3 separate regions of the Homo sapiens genome follow, and all the other regions are linked to region 1. Evidence: chromatin loops called from intact Hi-C (ENCODE). Cell type or tissue: mammary epithelial cell. All regions are shown on one strand. Region 1 has its middle 45 kb from the start of ARL4A. Region 2 has its middle 240 kb from the start of ARL4A. Region 3 overlaps SCIN (scinderin).

Region 1 (8,000 bases):
GCCTTCCTCAAATCCCCTGAACCAGACATCTCCCATTTCCTTTGACTAAGCTCATTTCCTGACAGCCAGCCATCTGCCTTTCAGGACTCTTAAATTGTAGTTTACTAAAAAACAAGCAGCTATGTACACTCCCTCTTCACTTGCTGACATCATCTTTGGAAGGTAATTTCTTAGAGTTTTCATCTATGTGAATTCTTTGATGTGATTAAATTGTATACACACACGCACACAAACACCATGAATGTAGTTTAAAGAATAACTGTTCATAAAACTTTAAAAAGTCTAGAAATTGTAAGCAAAATTAAAACCCTTTTTATTTTCAGGCCTTATTTTTTGTTATTTTATTTTGAGACAGTTTCGCTCGTGTCGCCCAGGCTGGAGTGCAATGGTGTGATCTTGGCTCACTGCAGCCTCTGCCTCCCGTGTTCAAGTGATTCTCCTGCCTCTGCCTCCAGAGTAGCTGGAATTACAGGCACATGCCACCACGCCCGGCTAATTTTTGTATTTTTAGTAGAGATGGGGTTTCACCACGTTGGCCAGGCTGGTCTCGAACTCCTGACCTCGTGATCTGCCCACCTCATCCTCCCAAAGTGCTGGGATTACAGGCATGAGCCCCTGTACCCAGCCCAGGCTGACTTTTTTATTTTTGGTAATTTAAAAATTTGAGTCTACTCATAAGGCTGTGTATTTATTGGTGATATTTCTGACAGTTTGTTGTGATACAATTTGAGATGCTGGGCTTCTTCCATTTTTTCTTTCTTTCTTTGCCATGTTTTCGATTTCAATCATTTACCTAAACTTATTTCTTACAACATAAAAAACTGTATTCAGAGCTCACTTTTTTGGATTTCCTCTTCTAAATAAAATAAGACTACACTCCCGCCCCTCTTCCCCACCACCGCCCCACTCCCGCCCCACTATCTTCTGTTTGCAGTTTAGGCCAAAATGTGTGTGATCATTAAAAACAAAAACAGAACTAAACCTCGCAAGCAGGCTGCAGCTCTGGCTGGGTTCCAGGATTCCATTAGCCAGACAATGGGTGGCCCCAGCTGAGCCAACAGGCAGCCTGAGTGTTGTGGGAGGAAGCCTATCTTGCCCTCTTTGGGTGTCGGGCTACCTGAGCAGGGTCTAAGGCAGGTTGAAGCTCGGAATGGGGTAAACAGATTGTTTTGCAAACAGTTGGTAATAAACGTTTAGCATGGCCTGTACTACTTATATTTGCATTAAAAATCAATTAAATTTGGTAGTGTGCATTTAATATTCTATTTTACAAGTTTATTTTTTTCCTCTTAGAATTATTTAAATAAAACTGCAACCAATTTTGGAATAACTACAGGAGAGCAAGAAATAGCTTAGCAGAAAGCTAAAAATAGATATATTCTTTTAGTTTCTTTCTTATTTCCAAAAGACTTAGCACTATACTTGGGATTATAAAGACTAAAACAAATAAAACAATAAAAAATGCAAGGATTAGCATTTCATTGCATTAAATAAGCAACTGCTGCCTTCTATATTTGGATTTTGAATCTCTCAGCAATTTTGTTATTACTCTGTATGAAATTACCACAAGTGAAGAGGACTGACATCTGATAAATGTACAAGCCTGAAGTTATATTTTTGAGAGGACATTTTAATTTAAAAAACAACACATGAAAAAGTCTTTAGTTTACCAAGCACTTTGAAGTATGTTATTTCAGTTACTCCTCCAAATAACCGACACAGTCTCTAGAAGGTACAGTCCACGAAGACAGGGATCTTGGCTAACTAATCATGGCATTCATAGACCCCCCCCTGGAGAAAACCTCTGAGTTCCACTGAACTGTAATGTGCCAAGGTTGTACTGGTACTTCACATACAGAATTTCATCTCATAACAGCACCTCCCAAGAACTCTCTCTTCACCCTAAATTGAGAATTTTAAAAATCACATTTTATAGAAGAGTAAACTGAAGTTCCTATAAGACCTCCCATTCTTAGCAAACTTTTTTTTTCTTTTTTACTCAAAGCCACCATAGCACAAAAAATTATATGCTTAAAGTTATGCAGCTTCTAATTGACAGATCTAGGACATCTATCCATATGTTATGTCTCTAGCTACAGTCCTCTTTCCACCAAATGTCACCTGTTATTGTAATTTTTTTAATCCATCATTATGCAAACACTGAGGAACAGGGAGACATCATAAGCCTGGGCTGGAAAAGAGAGTTAGCTAAGTTGTGGAATGGACCTAAGTGTCCATCAACAAATAAATAGATAAATAAAATGTAGTACATATGCACAATGGAAAACAACTATTCACCTTAATAAGAGAGAAATTCTGTCATTTGCAACAACAGGGATGTACGTGAAGGACATTATGCTAAGTGAAGTAAGCGAGGCACAGGAAGAGAAATACCACATGTTCTCACTCTATGTGTAATCTAAAACAATGAAACTCATAGAAACAGAGAGTGGAATGGTAGTTAACAGAAGCTGGGGGCTGGTGGAAATGGGGAAATACTGGTCAAGGAAGACAGTGTTTCAGTTAGGAGGTATAAATGTTTGATATGATGGATATGTTAATTGGCTTGATTCAATCATTCCATATGGTATCATAGCATCACTTTGTAGCTCATAAATATATGCAGTTATAGATCATCAACATTCAATCAAATAAAATAAAGTAAAAAATTTAGGGTTTGCTTCAGGAGGTTGACAAGGGTCTTGAAGGAAGACTCACAATCCCTCCCAGTCAGATTAAAGAGGGTAGAAAGTAGCATACAGCCCCCAAATTGTCATGGCTAGCAGCAAAGTGGAAAAACAGGATCCAGATTTTCAGGATCCCTGTGTTTTTTGTTCATGCCTGCCCCACAGTTCTTTCCCTCTTGGGGAAATACCTATTTTTTAAGGTCCACTCCTTTGTCACCCTCCTCATTCCTCGTCTCCTCACCCTTTAAAGGGCTACTTTTGATCTCAACCTTTAGAGAAAGGTAGAGCATGCTGGCTTCTGGAGCTTAGAACAAAAGGTTAGCATCTAGGGAGACAGATTCAGAGTTCACATGTACCAACAACATATGCTGACTTGGATATTTTGGGTTTCAGTTTAAGGAGATGTCCTGCAAACTTTACACAAACACCCATTCTAGGTTATTTCTATCAAGTGAACTTGAGTCAGGCAGGGGAGGGCAGTGCTGAGACACCAGGAGGAAAACAGCATGCATGGGGCAAGGCAGACTCTATTAGAAGTAAACAGGATATGGGTGACCTGGGAAACATCCCCAAAACAGCATGTTTAGGCACATCTCTCACTAAGCTTTGAACTTGCAAAGACAAAAGCTGGGTTGCCCTTTAAGGAGAAGAAAAAAAAAGGAATACTCTTGTTTTCTTCTCCATACTTGTTTCTAAAGGAAATATATTGATTGAAAAATCTCAAAATCCTTCCTGTGTGATAATTTTTCTTCTTTTTTCTATTTCATATTTTCTATTTGTTTATAGTTTAACATGTTGCATTCTGCATACAAATTTGATCTAAAATCTGGATTTTATATTTTTGATTTGAAAAACTATCTAATCTTAGTTGAATTCACAAAGATTTTTAAAATAAAACAAAGTAGTGAATGAAAAAAGAAGAATTTCTTTTGGCTTTCACTTAGAACATGTGGTTTCTTTATCAAAGGATGACAGGTTCTCCAGCCACACCCAGGAAGTCTCTTAAAAATATTGATAAAGCTGTCACTGCAGACATATTCTTGGGTAAAAGAAAATAAACATATTACTAATGTTCAAAACTTATATTTTGTGGAAAAAAATATTTTCTCGAAGTATGCGGTGAAGCAAAATGTTAGAAAATGTGTATACATTAATGCATTGATATAAACTTTAAAAAATCACCATAACACTTTAGCTTCTGATTTTGTTCAACTTCACTAAATGAACTTCTGTGAGATATTTGAATTCCCACAAGTAGATTAATTGGGTGGAGAAGTTTATAGACCCCAATTTAGTGAAATGAAAAAGTTATTAAAATATATGTAATTATTCAAACAAGTATTTTGAAGCATCTACTATGACTAGATTATAAAGCATGTACAGATTAAAAATAAATTAATCTCTAAATTCACCTACAGCTAAATTCAAATTCAAGGCTAATTTTGAAGAAAAGGTTTGAATTTAGTGGAAAAGCTGATTAGAAGCAGGTTACAAACTATTATTTTCTTATTTTAAGACAAAAAGTGTACATGAATCCAGCTTGCATAGTTCATATTTTCCAATTGATTTGTAGGCCTGTTTATACTCTTCTTCTTCTTTTTATTTTTTGAGACAGGGTCTTGCTCTATTGCCCAGGCCAGTGTTCCAATAGTGCAGTCATAGCTCACTGCAACCTCCCAGGCTCAAGAGATTCTCCGGCTTCAACCTCTTGAGTAGCTGGGACTACAGGTGTGCACCACCATGACCAGCTAATTTTCAAAAAACATTTTTAGTAGAGATGAGGTCTCACTATATTGGTCAGGCTGGTCTCAAACTCCTGGACTCAAGTTATCTTTCTGCCTCAGCCTCCCAAAGCGCTGGGATTACAGGTGTGAGCCATCATGCCTTGCTGCCTACCTAGAGTCTTAAATTTCTTCAATTAAATATTTTCCCTAACTTTTTTTTTTTTTTTTGAGACTGAGTTTTGCTCTTGTTGCCCAGGCTGGAGTGCAATGGCACGATCTTGGCTCACCGCAACCTCCGCCTCCCGGGTTCAAGCAATTCTCCTGCCTCAGCCTCCCGAGTAGCTGAGATTACAGGCGTGCACCACTACGCCCTGCTAATTTTGTATTTTTAGTAGAGACGGGGTTTCTCCATGTTGGGGCTGGTCTCGAACTCCTGGCCTCAGGTGATCCGCCAGCCTTAGCCTCCCAGAGTGCTGGGATTACAGGCGTGAGCCACCGCGCCCGGCCTATTTTCCCTAACTTTTTGACTCAGATGCTGTATTAGTCTGGGTCTTTCAGAGAAACAGAACCAATAGCACACGTGTGTATGTGTGTGTGTATTTATTCTAACTAACTAGAAATTTACGTTTAATTCACATTTATTTGGCTTATATGACTGTAGAGGCTGATAAACCCAAAATTTGCAGGGCAGACCAGCCATGTGGAAACTCAGGGAAGGGTTATTATAGTACAAGTCCAAAGACAGTGTTGAGGCAGTTGCTTCTTTCTTGTGGGACTCCAGTTTGTTTTCCCTTAAAGCCTTCAAGTTAGATGATACCCACTACATTATGGAGCGTAATCGGCTTTGCTCAAAATCTACTGGTTTAAATGTTAATCTCATTAAAAAAAAAACTTCACAGCAACATCTATACTGGTATTTGACCAAATATCCGAGTACTGTGGCCTAGCTAAGTTAACCATTGGAGTTGGCAATTATAAAACTACTCCTTTAGTCTCTGAAGTTAGATAATCAAGTTAGATTCTATGAAGAAATAATATATCAACACTATAAAGGGAATGGAGAAATTTTCCATGGGTTCTGCGGCAGATAATATTAGTTGCCTGCTTAACAGAGTTGCTAGATTTAGCAAATAAAAATACAAGATGTGCCGGGCGCGGTGGCTCATGCCTGTAGTCCCAGCACTTTAGGAGGCTAAGGTGGCCGGATCGCCTTAGGTTGGGAGTTCACGACCAGCCTGACCAACATGGAGAAACCCCATCTCTACTAAAAATAGAAAATTAGCTGGGTGTGGTGGCGCGTGCCTGTGATCCCAGCTACTCAGGAGGCTGAGGCAGGAGAATCACTTGAACCCGGGAGGTGGAGGCTGTGGTGAGCTGAGATCTTGCCATTACACTCCAGCCTGGGCAACAAGAGCAAAACTCTGTCTCAAAAAAGCAAAAACAAAAATAAAAACAAACAAGATGCTTAGCTAAATTTGAATTTCAGATAAGCAATAAATGTTGTGGTATAACTATGTCTCACATATTGTATGGGGCTTACTTACATTAAAAACTTTACCTGTTTCTGTGAAATTCAAATTTAGCTGCATGTCCTATATTATATCTGGCAAACTTACCCCTTTGTATTGAGTACCAAATTTTTTTTGGAGATGAGGGCATCTTGCCCAATCTAAATTAGTGTTCCAGCCCCCAGTTAGGCTGGTGGTTGGACACATAGTTGTAGCCAATGAAATATAATTAGAAGTCAAATGATTGACTTCCATTTTCTCTTTTTGATCTTTGCAGTTTCTTAGTTCTTTATGTCCAAAAGCAAATATGGTATGTGGAGGAGGTAAAGCCATTTTGTGACCTGGAAGATGAGGGGCACATATTAAAAATGGCAGAATAAAAGAGACAGAGCCTGGCTTCATAATGATATCTTGAATTGATTCACCAGCCCTGGATTGCCTGCTTTAGAATTTCCTGTTATGTGAAACATAAACCTTTATTTGCTTAGGCCACTGTAGTTATGTTTCTTTTACATGAAACTGCACAGAAAACTAAAAATTGTACATTTCCGTGAGTCTTTTGCAATCAAATTCAGAAAAAACCTTAGTTTACTTCTGGAAGATATAGCTTCTTTTCCAATCTTCTAGTGCATGAAAACAACCTTTTCTACTTTCTCATTCCTGAGTGAATTGGGGGTGTAGAATTGTCTCTATAGCCAGTCTGAGGAAATGATAGTTTTTTTTCCTTTCTGTATTTTGTGTACTTGTGCACATAAATATGTGCTGCAGCAAGAGTTAATTTTGTCAACTACCAAAATAAGAGACTGGTTTGAATTTTATAATAACCTTGGAAGCAAAAAAGGGATTCACTTTGGATATTCCCTAAACAATGTCTTTACATTCTGTTCCAAATTGTGTTGCTCTTTATCAGAACAAGTTAATAATTTAAGAAACAAGAAAATAATCAGCTACTTTTCCAAGAGATATAGTGTAAAAGTAGACATGGTCTAATTCAGTGAGATTTAGCAGTCCATGAGGATGTACTTGGAATATAAGGGGAAAAAAGGCATTTTTAATTAGTTGTAGTAAATCAAGTAGTAGCTGCAAGTAAATTAAGTACTCAAGTAATACAAGTAAATGTGGAAAAAACAAATACAGGACTATTTGTATCTGAAAAAATAATGCAGCTCTCTCATGAGAGCCGATGCAGTTTAGATTTATCAGGCACAAAATAAATTTAGTATACTTTCAAAGGTACATTAAGAATCATAATATCTTTTGAAGTCTTTACTGTTCACACATCCCTGGCCCTTCTGTTCACTTCAAAGGAGTTTGTGAATTGCAAGAGCTTTTGTGTATTAAAGGATTATATCTGGTCCATTGAGAATACTGTACAGGTAGAGGACATAGTGCTTGATTTTTATATTACTAAATAAAGAAAACTGGAAATTACTTATGTCTTTTGGTTATAACCAAGCCATTCAATCTTTCTGAACCCTAATTTATCAGCACAAAAAATAACAATGATTATAAACATCCATTCCTAAGGAGTGTTGAAATGAATAACATGAAAGAATTAATACTTTGAGAAAACAGATCTTCTATCATTTGTTTCATGATTGCTTTTCAGGATACAAAATCATTTCTTTAGTGAATAAACCCATATTTGACAATAGTAAGTATATGAGTTCCATCAGTGAAAGGAAATGTATGAAAAGAAGAATGTTTTAAAAGTAATGTTTTTTTAGATAGTGTATACTGTCCATTATTTTACTTATAAATTACCCCATTATTATGTAGAGCTTGTAAAATTTTAGAAAACCCAAACTCAAAGGATATGAAAAGAATTCACGTGCTGGTAAAATATTTTATACTCTAATATTAGGTTAATATTTTAGGTTATAATTGTATTTATTAATATTAGGTTAATATTAGGCGTGTATTAGTATTAGGTTAACATTTTAGGTTATCACTGTATTTATGACACAATTTTAAACCGTATGGAAGATAGTTTTTTTTTGATTTTAACACAATGTTAATACTATACATTACTGATGTCATTTTAAATAATACCTGATCATGTATAAATTACTTTTATACAA
Region 2 (8,000 bases), 190 kb after region 1:
GTCAGGGATACATAATGGTCCAATTCCGATGAGAGGCATCATAATTTAGTCTGGAGAGCCTGATCCTGGTGTCTTTTCCGTGTTAGTGGTTGTGGGTATTACGTGTAACTGTGTTATGATAAAAACAAGACTGTGGCACCGCTGAATTAATTAGACAAGAGTATAACTAAAAAGGAAAGCTCTTCAGCTTTGTAACTGCTAATGGTAGAAAATGAAGTACAATTAGTACACACCAAGCTTTGATGAGCTTTGCTTTTGATTAATTAGCAGATTTTAAAGTCTTCTATAATGTGACAGCTATTCTATTGATCCCCCTAATTAAGAATCATGAAAGTAAAAGGGACTCTTCTTCACTTTGATGACTGATTCCACTTGAATCATCCAAACTGCTCCGATGGCTGTACTGAATAATATTGGCCATGTTACATGTGCTATTCAATATGTGTGTATACATTCTTGTGAGGTATGTCTATTCAATTTTTTATTTTACTTTTATTTGGATATTAGGTGGAGACAAATAGGGTGAAATTACTGGGAAGGGGCAATAACTTTAAACTTACTTTAAATGCCCCATCAAATGCCATGCAAAGAGTAGATTTTAATTATTTATTACTATTGACAACCCATTTGACTTATCACATTTATTCACTGGATGCTTATTCCAGCATGAGGCACTGTGAAAAACACTGACACGTTGTATTAAAATTTGCAATAGCTGGGTATGTGATATTTCTCAAACAAATCTATGCTGTAATAAGAGTTCACATAATTGCATGTACTCTTTTAGCCTCGATATAAGACATAGAGAAATAATAAAAGAAAACATGGGGAGTCACAAGTCAACCATGTGTGACAGTCAGGGCCTGTCTTTTCACAAAGGTAGCAACATCAGATGCTAGAAAAAAGTGATGAGAAATTATCTAGCTGGGAGAGTTCTCAACAAAACATGGGATCTGTTCTACATGAAGATAACTCTGGGCCTCAGCCTGCCATGTGGTGTTGATTATCCTTAGGCAGGGACACCAGAAGTTCTGTAATTATTTCCATTTTGGAAAGGTAGAACTCAAGGTAGAAAAGGGTGTTCAAAATGATGGGCAGCTACGAATATCTGTGTCTTCCCATAAACCTCTGGATAACTTTCTTTCCTTCCTTCCTTCCTTCCTTCCTACCCTCCCTGCCTCTCTCCCTCCCCCCGCCCATGCCTCCCTTGCTCCTTCACTCCCTTTACTCTATCTTTTGTTCTTTCTTTACTTCTCTCTTAATTATTTCTTTCCTTTCTCTGTCTTGTGCTCAGTCATATTAATTGGTGTCCTTGTGAAACCATATGAAAATGTTGCAATATAGAGAATGATAAAATGGCATAAGAGAGTATAATATTAAATTTAAGCATTTTAGAAATTGAGACATCTGTGGATTGGTTTAAATTTTATAAAGGAAAAATTAAATGAAGTCTGATTACCCTTCTAGCGGTTAAATGTTTATTTTTCATAAAGTAAGTATTATCTTGGTGAAAGCAAATAAATTATTCATAGTGGTTGTTCTAATTCTTCTGAAAACGTCATGGGCAATTCGTGTTTTGTATAACTGCAAATACCCCATTTGTTACTTTAAAGACTTAAGAAAATGTTGGCCTAGCAGTTCTGACAAGGCAGAGACTATTAACTCAATTTCTGTCTTACACCCACTTGAGAGCAAGTAATATTTTACTCTTTTCAGTGAATAATATTTTCTCATATATATTTTTAAATGTATAAATGAAATGCCAGGCTGCTGCTTTGAATCAGTGGCAAAGAAATTTTAGATATAGAATTTTTAAAAAGCTCTAACATCTGGTAAGTCGGTTGAAGGAAAATATAAATTCCCCCTTTTTAAATAAAATATCACCAGTTTCTGTTTTTCCTGTTTTCATGACAATATGGAATGTAATATAGTTTTCAATATAGTAGATTCTTAAAATTTTAGACATACAAAACATGGTAAACTATAAAAACATAAGACTTTTCCTTTCTTTTCTTTTTCCTTTTTGTTGCTCAAAAGTAAAAATATATCATTATCAAAATGGGGACAGGGCCACGTTAATTATTAATTTGTATCCTGCTATGGGTAAGCTGTACAATTTTATGAAACTACAGATCAGGAATAAAATATTGTATGCTGTTCAATATAGTAGTGGGATACAATACTTTCAGTGTACAAAGCTAGAAATTTCTCAAGACTGTATATAATAATGTTTGGTACTGTTTAAATTATGAATAATGAAGAAGGAGTCAAGTTTTGTTAACAAAAAAAGCAACCATGTCTCCTTTGAGAAATATTTTTTATTTTCAAAAATTCACTTTCCTCTCTTCCTTTAACAATTATATCCATGGAAAGACTTCTGAACATTTTAAATATGGTTCTTTTGAATATTTATTTGAAACTACAATCTAAGTGAAGACAATGAACCCTAAATTATTGCTAATGACTTATTTCCCCCAGTTGCAGGGACTTTATTCGGAGAAATAGCAAATGAGTTTTGAAAATCACAGTCTATTTCCAAGTCGAGCAACTAAGCAGAACAAAGCTCAGATGTGAAGCCAGGAGTCACCAAAACCCAGGGCGCTGGCTCTGCCCAGGAGTGTCTGCTTCTTTATGCTCTAGGATTTCCTCCTTCTGCGGCCACACCCTGAGACCATTTTCCAGGGAGCCAGGATGCATGTGTGAGCTCCACCTTTGACCCTATCCTGACTCTTTTCCTCTTATTTCTCTCTCCTGCAATTGCTAGGGGGATTGAGCTTATGCCCTGATTTTTTCCCTCTCCTCCTCCTCCTCCTCCTCTTCCTCCTCCTCCTCCTCCTCTTCCTCCTCCTCCTCCTCCTTCCTCTTTGCTGGGTCCTTTACTTCATCATGGCAAGCAGCCCAGGTCTTGGGGAGTAGGGAGCTTTTGCCTCTCTTTGAGCTTCTGGACTTAGATTTCTGACAGCTGCCCTGCTACCGCACCCCAGCACATATAAATTAGAGTTGTCCTTTCTCTTTTTAATCTTACCTCTGTGTGGTGAGGAGAAGGTAGCTGTTCTGCACTGCCTAAGTGTTAATTGACAGAGTAAATAGTTTTTGTTTCTGTTTTTCGTGTTTTCATGAAACACAAAAACTTTTGGAGGAGGGAACTTTATATGGATATGAATTTGGACAGTGTTTCTGAGCACCACCATCTTGCCAGAGCACAGTGTTTAATAATCCATAGTCTCTATGTTTTTATGGGGCCCATAGTTAGGTATGTGGTTGACTCAGGTGATTCTTCCTCTGATCTTTAGTCTATTAAACTTGACAACAGCCAGAATCATGTTTCTGAACTTCAAAGCAATGATAAAAGAGAATAATTTGGATTTACAAGATTTCTTGTTCCATACAAGATTAATGTTAATATTTTTCCATATTGTGAGAATAGGTCATAATATACCTGTTCAGTTAATTTCTAAGCAAGACCCTCGAGAAAGATTTACTGCCTGTCCTTGCTAGTGGAGGGCCAAGACATCTGAGGCACCATATTAAGCTGGGGGGCTCCTACTAATTTAGCTCATTGATGAGCTTTACTTTAGTGAAGGGATTCATCTCTGCCAGCTAGTGCTTTGCACATATGTAACAGGTTTTGGGAGTGGTTTGCATGGTGTACATACGGGTCAGTCTCCTAATACCTGAATTTTGTGTCGCAAATACAATTCATGTTGTTTTAGAACTCTGAATGTAGGAAAGATAAGAGTGAAATTTGTCTAAGGCTGATCTCCTGCAAGCTGATCCCTTAGAAAGAACTGCTTCTTGCAAAGTACCATGGAAAGCAGTTATGACTTTATGTTTCTGGTACTAACAAGCTACTGAACTTGGAACCCAGCTTCCCCATCATGCCAAGGCAGGGGCTAGTGCATTCTTGACCAGAATCTTGGTGTGATGAATCCTACTATGACCTTCCTATGCCTTGTAGCTGTAATTTTAAGGCTTGGATGCCTGATTATATAAAGGCCTAGTATTCCGCCCCACAGAGCTGGACACAAGATTCTGCCATGTCACACAAGTCTTAAAAACCCCTCAGCACCACACATCTGGGGGACATCTGGCTTCCAGAGTCAGTTGTCTGATCCTGTGAGATGGCTGTGCATTGCCCCAGAATGTGATGGGGCGACGGTGACAGGGTTACCTGCTACTGATCCTGAATCCATAAGCTTTCTCTGGTGAACACTGCTCCAGAAGTCAGATATATGCCCTGTTTGGCTGATTCCCTTCTTTGCACAACGATATTCAGGTTGCTTTACCTCTTTGTTGTGTAAGATGTTGCTGAGATAAATTCAAATGGTGAATAGTTTCTTGAAAATGAAGCAGTTTGTTAAGTTCTTTCTCCAAGTGGTTAAGTGTCATTGAACTCAACCTATATGATACAGAATGTACTGGGTTTGTCTTATGGTAATAACAGATCTGCTTTTAATCTTGAGGGGGAAATATGACCTATTCCTTAATAATGATAATGAAAGATATATGTAGTAAGGGAAAATCTAAAAGGTATTATGAGAGTCACACGGGGAAAAGAAATTACTTTTATTAGCAGTTTCTAATGAGGCTTTTTGATGGCTTTAAGGATGAATACAATTTATGTTCTTAAAGACCAACTAAATGTCGTTCTACCTGGGAGTGGGAAAGCAGAGGGAAATAAAGTAGAAAATGAGCTAGGCTGGAGTGGATGCTTATGGGACACATAGTAGAAAATTGATTTTGTAAGACAAGTAGCATCAAGACCATAGATTGCCTTGGATGACCAGCTAAATAATTTAAATTTCATTAGAATTAGTCTCCAGGATGATTAATCTGGCAGTGATGTGTAAAAGACTTTGGCTTCGGAAGATTTGTTCCAAGGCTGACGCAATCCAGGTGAAAGGTAGCAATCTGTCAGACCTCTTGGTTTGAACAGAGGAAAGCACTAACAGGGATCTAAAACTACATCTAAATCTAGAAAACTACATGGAGGGATATGAGAAGCATTGTTTGACGTAGTGAAGGAAATATATGAATAGGTTTTAACAGGGCAGCATAATAGTGGCCCTTTTCAGAGTTAATTCTACAAGGAGTATGAATACACTGCATACTAACAGTGTGTCTTGGTAAGCTGTCCTGACTTTGTGCTTATACAACTTGAATTTATGGTATTGAAAATTTACATAAATAAATGGGTCAACAAACTTGGTTGGACCCCCCGTCCCAGCCCCAGTGCACAGGCACTCATTACAGAATGACATCTGGCTTTGCAATTTTACTGATTATTATGAGTCTAGTTGCTTCCAAAAAGAATTTGATATACTTATGATTAAAGACAAGCACATGATTAAAATCAAGGTAAAGGCTCAAACAAAGTCACTGTGATTCAGAACAAAGTTTCTCTCTGTGTTTTCAGGTATCCAAGACAAACATTGTTATGATAAATTACAGACTTGTTAACAAATTGTTTGATACATTTTTTTTTTTCTGGTCCTTGGTGCTATGAGAAATATACTGCCCATTAAAAAGGCATATTTGAACAAAAATGGACAGTACTGTCAATCTAAGTTTCTCTAAAATGTAAAATGGATTTTCATGTAGTTACTTCGTATGATAATCCTTTATGAAAATCAGGGAAGAAAAGTGAATTATAATTCTGCAAAGCCACTTCTGTGAGAAATTAGAGTAGATAGTTCTTATATAAATTTTCTGGTGCTATGATTTGGTAAATGAATGAAGCTTAAGGATACTAGGAATGCTTGTCAAAATGTGATTCTCACTAGCATTGCTTATAATACATGATGAAAATAAGGACTTCTGTCCTGTTGAATTTGAATCTCTGAAATCTCACATATACACACTTTCTTTTTCTTTTTCTTTTTTTTTTTGAAATGGGGTCTTGCCCAGGCTGGAGGGCAATGGCATGATCTTGTCTTACTGCAACCTCCACCTCCCAGGTTCAAGTGATTCTCCTGCCTCAGCCTCCCGAGTAGCTGGGATTACAGGGGCCCACCACCACGCCCAGCTAATTTTTTGTATTTTTAGTAGAGACAGGGTTTCACCATCTTGTCCAGGCTGGTCTCGAATTCCTGACCTCGTGATCCACCTGCCTCGGACTCTGAAGGTACTGGAATTACAGGTGTGAGCCACCGCGCCTGGCCACATATACACGTTTTCAATATGACCCCCAGTGATGCGTGTGTGTGTGTGTGTATTTTGCATATTAACATTTAAGAGCCGCTGATCTTGAGAAATAATTGAACAGCTTGTCTCTTAATCTGCCTTGAATATGTATTCTCTTAACTGAGATTTTGACAGAAGCTATGAAATAGTGGGTCTATCAAAAGCTAACAAGTTTCTAAAATTCAGGTGCTCTCCACTGTTGACCAGAAGGAGATCTGTATGCTTTGGATGTCAGGTATATAGCTGGCAAAGCTGGCCTGCTTTGTTTGCTTGCTCAAGTGCATGCCATCTTTCCACTACTGACCATTGACCTCTGGGGTTTCTTATTATAACATTGCAGACTTCTCAGCTAGAGATGCTTTGGAAATAAAAGCAATATGTTTTACCTTTAATTATTGTATTATTAAAATTTGGGAGCACAAGAGTTTTCAAAGTGAAGAAGAAAGGACGCTTAACCTAAATTATTTCAAAGAAAAAGAGAGGCTTTACATTTGAAATGCTTATTTTCTTATGACAAATAATAGCAGTTGGTAACATGAGCAATGTCATGTACATATTACTGATAGATAATTCAGTCCTTTTCAAAAAATCTGTAGATAAGTTTGTTGATAATTATTAAATATTTAAACTATTTTTAAGTGAAATTTGCAAAGAAGGCTTTTTTTTTTTCCTGTTAATTTTAGCCTCTTATTAGAGACTACTGCCCTACTTTCCTGCCCTGGGTAGCTCTAGTCAACCTGGCAGTATCTTTGCATGAAACCCAAAGAAAAAGCAGCCTGTGCCAGATTCCCTGCTGCCTGCATTCAAAAGTTATCAGCTTTCCAGAAGAATTAAGGGCATTGAAGTCCCCTCCTCTGAGAACCATGTTATGGCTGAGGTCAGCTTTAACTTGTTCCTGGCTGAGAGAGAACAAGAGGCTTTCATCACACCATCCTGGATTTTACAGACAGGAAATGTTTAGAAGTATTAGAGACTTGTATTTTCTGTTACAATTAGGGACAATATTTAGCTTTGCTTATTTTCTTGCCACTTTGGTTCAACTTGGTTTCTCATATGTCTAGACATTGCTCAAAATCACTGTTTATTGTTTGAACAGAAATATCCTAACGTGTCTCATAAAATTTAGCTTTGATTTGGTCTGTCTAGAGATTCTGAATATAAGGATGCCTTTCTGTTTCTTTGCAAAAATCATTATTTAAAAGAGCACAGGGTTTAGGAAATCTGTATATAATTTCTGACTTGGTTAGAATCTTGCATGCAAGAAAACTGGGTTTTGTTTCCCTAGTAACACAAAGATCATATTTTAGTGGTCTAAAATAATTATTGATACTCCAGTGAGCAATTAACTCTTTGGCATGAATAGTATCAGGCTCAATAAATGTTATAAAATAGTATTTTTCTTCCATGGATTACAATTCATCAGATACATCAACCTTCTTATTTTTACACATGTTGGTAGCAGTAGCATGTAAGATATTTTTTCTTTTTGTTTTTTTTTTTTTTTGGAATGATGTAGTATTTCTTTTTTCTGAGAATGATGGGAGCTGTCATTTATTTTCATGGATATTCATTCTAAAGCCCTCCCTGGTGCTCACATCTTTTCATGCTGAATACAGAGGTTTAAAGGCTGCACTGTCTGTTTTAAAGTTTAAATTTATGTTGTAGTCACATATAATTGATAATAAGTTTTTTGTAAAGTATAAAGAAAATAAACCTCAGATTAAACAGACCAGAAATACATAAATGTTACAATCGTTAAACAATTTTACAAGCCCAGTTCAACATAGAATATATTGAGTTTAATGCCATGTAGCCTC
Region 3 (8,000 bases), 92 kb before region 1:
TTAACATGGAGATAAAAATGCCTACCATATACAGTTCTAGACAACACATAGGACAATTAAATGTTAGATACCTTGACAAAAACAATAGCTTAACAGCTTGTATCATGTTAAAACAGTTCGCTTCTTCTTGATCTTTCATAATAACTTGTCTCTGCTTGCAATGCCTACATGTGACGATCTTAAAACTTAAAGGCAAGCTAATTCGTTTCACTTTCATTCCTCTAGGCAAGGAGCAAATGCCACACGAGATGAGCTGACAACATCTGCGTTCCTGACTGTTCAGTTGGATCGGTCCCTTGGAGGACAGGCTGTGCAGGTTGGGATATTTTTACCCCCAAAACTCACACAAGTTAAAGTCTTGCTAGCTCAATGGATAGCTATAGCTCCCTCCCAAGTTGGGATAGAAATTTGACATTTTCTTGATATGAACTGTGTTTTCATTTTGAAATTCAAATATTCCTACTCTCATTTCAAATTAGTTATCTCAGATTCTGGAAAGGAGGTAGCAAACAAAAACAACAAAAATCTATCAACAGGTGTAAGATTCCAAAAGAATCTTCCCAATAGAATCACACCCTATGTCAATGATAGCCTCTTGACATTAAAACGGTTTTATCTGTATTACTGTTTCCAGCTGTTGTTCAACAGATACAGTAGGCAGAATAATGCCCCCAAGGTGTTCATGTCCTAATCCTCAGGACCTGTGAGTGTGATATGTTACAAAGCAAAGGAGAATTAAGGTCGGAGATGGAGTTATGGTTGTTCATCAGCAGATCTTAAACTAGGGAGATTATCTGGGATTACTGGGTGGGCCTAGCGTAATCACCAGGGTCCTTGTAAGTAAAACAGAAGCCAGACAGAGTCAGAGGGATGCAGCATGGGAAAGACTCAACCAGCGATTGCTAGCTTTGAGGATAGAAGGAACAATTACATATTATGTAGTTGCAAATTGCTAGAACGAGGATATCGAACATTCCCAACACAAAGAAATGATAAATATTTGAGATGATGTTATGCTAGTTACCCTAATTTGATCACTATACATTGTATGTACCCCATGAATATCTACAATTATTATTAATCAATTAAAAAATAAAATTAAAAAAAAAGAAGGTGGAAGAGAGTCCCCAGCAAAGGAATATGGGCAACCTCTAGAAGCCAGAAAAAGCAAGGAATAGATTGATTCCTAGAGCCTCTGGAAAGGACTATAGCCCTGCAATAGCTTGATTTTAGCCCTGTGACTAAATTGTTATTCCAGATTTTAGCCCAGTTACTAAATTAGCCCCATAACTCATTTCAGACTTATGACCTCCAAAACTGTAAGATGATAAATTTGTGTTGTTTTAAGCCACTAAATCATAGTAATTTGTTACAGCAACAATGAGAAATAAATACAACAGTGCAGAACAAGCACAGATTAACAATTCGAATTAATAGGTTAAAAAAAGATGCATTTTCTTACACTCTCAAATCGTAAACATGCGTAAGTTATGTTTTGCACAAGTAAACAGAAATAAATCTTGATAAAATAGCATGGGTCCTTATATTTCCCTTTTAGGTACCAGAATCTTTACTGAAACAAAGTCCAACACCCAAAAGTGAGGGAGGAAGTGGTGGAGAGGGAGAAAGGATGAACAGAAATGGGAGGGACAAAGAGAAAAGACAGGGAGAAAGGGGAAAGAAAAGGGATAGGAGGAGAGGAGAGGGAAGAGAAGAGAGGGAAATCATGGAGGAAGAAATGAGACAAGTAAGGAGGAGAGGAGGGGGAAGAGAAGAGAGGGAAATCATGGAGGAAGAAATGAGACAAGTAAGAAGGAGGAGAGAAGAGGAAGGGCAAGGGAGAGGATAGTGTGAGAGGGAGGAGAGATTGAGAGGGAGGAGAGATGTATTTTTTTACTTGGGTATTTCTGAAATAAAAAATTACTTGTCGAGAATGACTGAATCCAAATTCAAAATGAAAATTTCATGTAATTATAAATGAGTCAACTTTTTAGTATATCTATCTATCTAACTTATCTATCTTAGCTATCTCTATCTAGAGACAGATTAAGATAGAGAAAAAGGGACAGGAAGAGATAATATGCTGTTTTATTTATTATAAAACTTTAAATGTTATACAATATCAGACGATATCAATGTCTAGTTCTAGATCTCCTCACTGTGTCTAAGAGACTGCTGTTTCTAGCCTGGTTCAATCTTCTGTACTCTCCTAAGTTCAACTGCTCCTCCTTTTATATTTATGGTGGAGTATCTGCTACTTGTTTCAGGACGCTTATTAGTTACCATGAAAAAGTTTTTGGGTCTTTGTTTTTTAGATTCCCTTACTGTATAACTGACATACAGACTTCAAGAAGACCCTATTTTCCTCTAGTGTGCCCCAATGTGTCCGTCTGCTTTCTCGTTCATTCTGTGAGAGAGTACTTTCTTGTTCCTTTTTCCTACAGCTAGCTGGAACTATCTCTCTCCCTCTCTCTCATTCCCTGTGTCTTCCTAGCTGGAGCTGCACACACTGCTGCCTGTTTTCTGCCTGCCTGTTGTCTTTGGCCAGTTTCTGAGAAGCCATCTGCTCCCATCTGGTGGGAAAAGCATCTTACAGATTAGAGTTCAAACTGAAAGCAGGTGCTTACTTGGCCAATGCAGTGATGTTTCTGATACAGCAGCATTAAACACTCCCTTTACATGGTTGTGCCTGTTTAACTTCCTCATTCCTGATGTCAAGGGAGCTAAGACTCTATATGGTACAAAAGGGTTTTTCTGTCTTGTTTTCAAATCTTTGTAAGTGTGTAATTGCTTATTTTAATGTAATAATTAAATAGAGAGAGGCAAGTTAGACACTTCAGAACATAAAGTATAAGATGTGAAGGCTGAAGTTGGTCTTCCAGCTGGTCTCCTTTCCATCTTGATACAAGTTAGTAGATACAAAAATCAAGTTAAATCTAAATTTAAAGGCGCATGTTAACTTTTTAAAAATAAGTTAACTTGCTACTTTTAATCAATAAATTAATGAAATGACTGAATTCTTTAAATGCACTCAATTCTATGGAATTTAGTTGATCTTTAAGGTATTACTTACCAAACTATTAAAAAACTATGAAGACATGCATTGTCTTACATATTTCATATTTCATAGTACTATATTTGATGCACTCGATTAATGAGTTACCATGAATTGTTAGCCGGTTGAATCCTAAATTGACAACAAAATGGTAATTTTTAGTTTAATCACTAGATGGCAGTAGCTTACAATAATGCATGAAAAAACTAAAGTATTGCGGTTTTCAACGCTCCTTTGTAGAATATATTAACCATATTGAACATATTTTAATCAGCCTTTTTTCTTTCTTATTCTCCTTTGACAGTAAGGGATGGGCCTTAATCAGTGTTTCTCTTTCTCTCATGTTGGCAATTAAAGTTTTCTCCATGTTATATGAAATGCTAAGCTAACAGTTTTAGGTATTTGTGAGACTATAACTGACAAAACGTTTCCATAATTTGCTGCTCACTTATTTGAATGCCTACTAATTGAAATATATTTATGAAGTCAATTATTTTCAATGCCTTTCGGCCTCCCTATATGCAGGTATGTATATGCATGTAATGAGTACATGCATCAGCATTCCCATTCACCTGGCTTCTAGAAAAAGACAAACCAGGGGAAGTGAGACAGTTCAATTTTAGCACAGGGCAGAACAAATGAAAACAATGGGAGACTGACATGAAATTTGAACTCTTTATGTAAATGCATCAATAGTTTGTGTGAGAAATAGGAAATTCTAATCCAATATTTGGGGCTAATAAATAAAATCAAGAAAATAATTTCCCTTTTTTTTTCAATTTCCTCATCCTGAAAAGTCTTTATATTGTATTTTTTAAAGTTTCTTATATTGAGCATATCTACTATTACATTTCTATAGGTAAGTTAAAAAGTAGAAAACATATTCTGTTTATTTTTGCCCATTTTTAGTGCTTGCATAGCAATCTTTGTGTGTGTGTGTAATTTTTTTATTTTACAAATACAGAGATATAGAAATAATGGGTATGATTTGGGGTCATCTTATGTTGTGAAGCATTTGAATGCACATCTCTTAACCTTCTGAACCAGATCCAAAACACGTGAGATTCTAGTACCTCTGTAAATATCTGTAAGTGTTACTGGTGCCCTTGAAAGAAGAGTGATTTTCACATAAGGTCGCAGACACCAGCACCTTTTCTCTTTCGGAGATGTAGATGAACAGACTTACATCTTCATACTTTTCAAAAACAGAAAGTATTGGAGCATGGTGATGTTTCCCCTGACAAGAAACTACTCATGGACACCGTGCCTGCGATAACAAAAGATTCTCAAGTCAACAGGGAAAATTAATTATCATTAACCTATATGTTCTGTTAATCATCATTCCTCCTGCTCTTGACTTTTTATTTTTTGTTTTATTTTCAAAAAGACAACATAAGAACACATTTGGAACTAAAACCTTCTTTCACAGCACTCTTAATTATATTTCTTTTATTCCCCCTCTCCCCCATCAGATCCGAGTCTCCCAAGGCAAAGAGCCTGTTCACCTACTGAGTTTGTTCAAAGACAAACCGCTCATTATTTACAAGAATGGAACATCAAAGAAAGGAGGTCAGGCACCTGCTCCCCCTACACGCCTCTTTCAAGTCCGGAGAAACCTGGCATCTATCACCAGAATTGTGGAGGTAATGTCATGCATTCCATAAAACATGCCCTAGTTATGGACTTCCCAATGGACCTGAGCCATCAGCAAATATTAGACTTTAAAAACTTGGCAAATAAACTCCCTTCATTCCTATAATTAATCCACTGTTCAAAATTTTAAAAACATTTAAAGCAGGAGAGTTGAGTAAAAAGTAAAACTCCAGATACCAGGCCTTTCGCAATTTTCAATTACATTGAACCCAAACAGATAAATTTTTAAGAATACTGTCACAAATTAGCTGTCAAAAGCGTGAGGCTGCTTAAGCTCCATCTTGAAAGGCCTTAGGTGGATAGATCATGGGTGATGGTCAGGTGACTGATCACACTGGAGACATTTGAGAGGGAAGGCCCTCGTTTGCCCAAGTGTAACAAATATGGGAGGCATGTCCCACCACACTGGACCAGAACCATAACTGAACTGGCCCCATGAGCTGTTTCTGACAGCAGCTGGGATCAAACCCCATGCCATGGTGCCATAAGATAAGAAGACCTCCAGGTATAGACAAGGCCAGCCTGCCCAGGTTTTTAAATGGCTAAGTGCTTTCACCTTAGGACAATCCTGTCACCCCAGTCACCATTGAAATCCAGGTCTTCCACATCACCCTTACGCTGCCTGGCATGCTCTGCATATCAAGCCTGGAGCTGTCCCTCAAACTTGCCCTCCATACAAGTCAATCAGCAGACCCCTTAAACTTGGGTTGGTCATCTCATCCCTCCACCTGCAACTTCTTCTCTAAGCCTCCCTCTCCCTGCACCTGATTTCTCTACGACTGTCCTCTGAGGACAGATTCCCTGGCAGCCCTCTCAAGTGGAACTTGTGTTTTCCCAAGACCCACTCACCATGGCCTCAGGGATGGGGCTGGACAAGTTCCCTCCCTGCTCACCCTTACCTCTTTGATTTTATCTTGCCTCTCTCTTTTATATCAGACTTTCCGTCCTCTAGACCTCTTGTGCTTTCATAGACTGAACTGCCAGTCCTCCTCTTCTTTGATGACTTCAGCCATTATCTCACTATTTCCATCTCTCCGGCTTCTCTCTTCCAGCAGTCTTTTCCTTGACCGCATTTCATCTCACACTCACATGGTCCTATACTAAATTTTGCCATTTGCAATAACTATAGCTCCTCAGAAATCTGTTTCAGTCATCTAATCTCTGACAACTCTCTCCTGTCCTTTGGCTCCTTTACTCCAGAATGCACATTCTGGCAATTCTCCAGGCCTATAGCTGAATCCATGAACCCGCTGCCTCCTTCACACCCCATGCTTCATGTCCTCCTTTCTCCCCAGATCCCCAGCACCCCCTTCTCTCTACTGATAACTTTGATTCAGAGTTCACAGAGAAGATAAATCAGGCATAAATCTCCTTATCTACTCCCCTGCAACTTTATCAATTTGTCTGCATCTGTGTATATATTCTCTTTCCCTCCTCTTTTATGAAATAAATATCAAATTTTTATTTATTTTTTAAGTTAATATTTTATATTAGGAATTTCCATATGATGAAGTGTCTTGTAAGTGAATATTATATACTATATGTATTATATATATACTATTATCCATAAATTAGCAATAAATAATATATTTGTGTACAGTGATATATCAATAAATAATTTATTAAATGTTTATTACATAGACTATTGCTCCTATCTAAGGCCCAATTCCTCCCCCACCCATCTGGCCACCAACTTCTGTCCGGATCCTTCCCTCTTTTGCTTTCCTAAGGAATCTCCTGGATTTCTGTCTTTCCCGTGCATTTATTCCATTTCTATTTCATCATGATTGCAGGCAGTAATCTCCTTTCATTCTGTATTATCAATTTATTTTTCTATCTGGAATCATTCACTTTGAACTACAAAGATGGCTGTAACAGAAACCTCCTGTCATTTCTTTAAAAACTGTGTCTTGACCTTGACCATGACCTTCTCCAGCTACTGCATCATTTCTCTGTCCTTCTTAAGAGCACATATCATTGAAAGGTTTGTCTTGAGTGTTTTCACTCACTCACCATCTCTACTTTTTAAAGCCAGTTCTCTCTAAAGCCACCTCAATCAGGTATCCATCCCACTAGTCCACTGAAATGGTTTTTATCTAGTTTGCCAGTGACCTGCCACATGCCACAAACAAAGGTCACTTTTCTGATCTCATTTTTCTCAACCTCCCACTAGCATTTGCCAGTCAGCCTTTCCAGTTTTATTGAGCAATTCTTTTTTCACTAGGTGAATGTATCCCCACACTTACAATGGTTTCTTCCTAATCTATCGGCCACTCCTCTCGGGCTAGTTTGCTGCGTTTTCCTCTTCTGTTTGACCTCTAAGTTCTTGAGCGCTCCAAGTCTCGGCCTTGGCCCCTTCACTGTGGTCTCATTCAGTCATATGGTTTAAATGCTACCATATGTATTGATCTCATCCAGAACCTTCTGTGCACGGATTCTTCTGTGTTTAATTATGACTATTTTTTTGACATTTAAAAACTATCAAAATGACATTTAAGCATACATTATCTACGGGCATTCTCAGTTGATTTCAGATGGGAAAGTCAACCAAAATGCACCATTGTTACATTCTGATCTCTTCCCCAGTGGACATTCCTTTGTGAGACCTCATCAGCTGCTTTCTGTGCATCTCTTTATTTTCTTGCAGCCTCTCAAACCAGCTTTCACATTCCCAACCTCTCTGAAATGCACCAGTCAAGATCATTTTACAGGTCTTTCTGTCTTCATCTCCCGGCAGGCTAAGGCTTTATAAAGATTCTGTTTTAGATCTCATTTCCTGATCTCACACCAGTCTGGGCACAGGTCTCTTGTCAGCTTCTATCCATCATCCGGGCTCTTTCCTCTGTACCCATAATGAGATGTTTGTATTAGAAATTGGAAGCCCTGGAAGCCAGACTTGGTTCCTGTAATTCTCCATAATCACATCTGATAGATTCCTTTGAGCTTGTTCTGTGAGGCCTCATTCCTGCTGGGAGAGGACTTTAACTATTTTCCTGAATGTTCCCAATTCCTGGACATTCCTTTAAAACTTCCAACAGCCATTCCTTCCACCTCTAGTGTTCTCTCCTTCAACAGGCTCCTGACAAACCTGGTGAAATTCAACTCTCCACATCATGGCTGCCTTCATCCTGGCAGTTCAGTGTGGTTGGCCAAGCAGCACCATTTGGCACAGCAAATCACCCCTGCCTTCTTGAAGCATTTTCCTCACTTGGCCTCAAGATCACTTTACGCTCTTGTTTTCCTCCTCCGTCTCAGCTGCTCCCCCTCAGTCTTGCTTACTGGTTCTTCTTCC

Evidence for each region. Hi-C counts contacts between places; a loop is a spot of excess contacts. Peaks named below come from ENCODE experiments on the same cell type or tissue, not always from the same donor. Only the 100,000 strongest peaks of a DNase experiment are listed, where the experiment ranks them.
Region 2: it touches region 1 in a loop (1.8-fold over the local background); 2 of 110 quality-filtered maps call a loop at or near these places.
Region 3: it touches region 1 in a loop (9-fold over the local background); 2 of 110 quality-filtered maps call a loop at or near these places.

Annotation. Positions count from the first base shown.
Region 1 is chr7:12,728,298-12,736,297 of GRCh38, forward strand. No RefSeq gene overlaps it. Among named protein-coding and RNA genes, the nearest start is that of ARL4A, 45 kb to the left of the region's middle. RefSeq lists an enhancer at 807-1,330. In mammary epithelial cell, a CTCF peak has its summit at 3,169; a DNase peak (open chromatin) is centred at 3,214; H3K27ac peaks cover 714 bases.
Region 2 is chr7:12,919,330-12,927,329 of GRCh38, forward strand. It overlaps the pseudogene RBMX2P4. Among named protein-coding and RNA genes, the nearest start is that of ARL4A, 240 kb to the left of the region's middle. RefSeq lists a silencer at 2,515-2,809 and an enhancer at 4,102-5,301. In mammary epithelial cell, no CTCF peak of the experiment used is centred here; a DNase peak (open chromatin) is centred at 4,862; H3K27ac peaks cover 1,603 bases.
Region 3 is chr7:12,635,820-12,643,819 of GRCh38, forward strand. SCIN (scinderin) reads left to right here. Exons shown (of 16, transcript NM_001112706.3): 10 at 226-316; 11 at 4,528-4,698. Among named protein-coding and RNA genes, the nearest start is that of ARL4A, 48 kb to the right of the region's middle. RefSeq lists a silencer at 4,545-4,839. In mammary epithelial cell, a CTCF peak has its summit at 3,232 (motif pointing right); no DNase peak of the experiment used is centred here; H3K4me3 peaks cover 394 bases.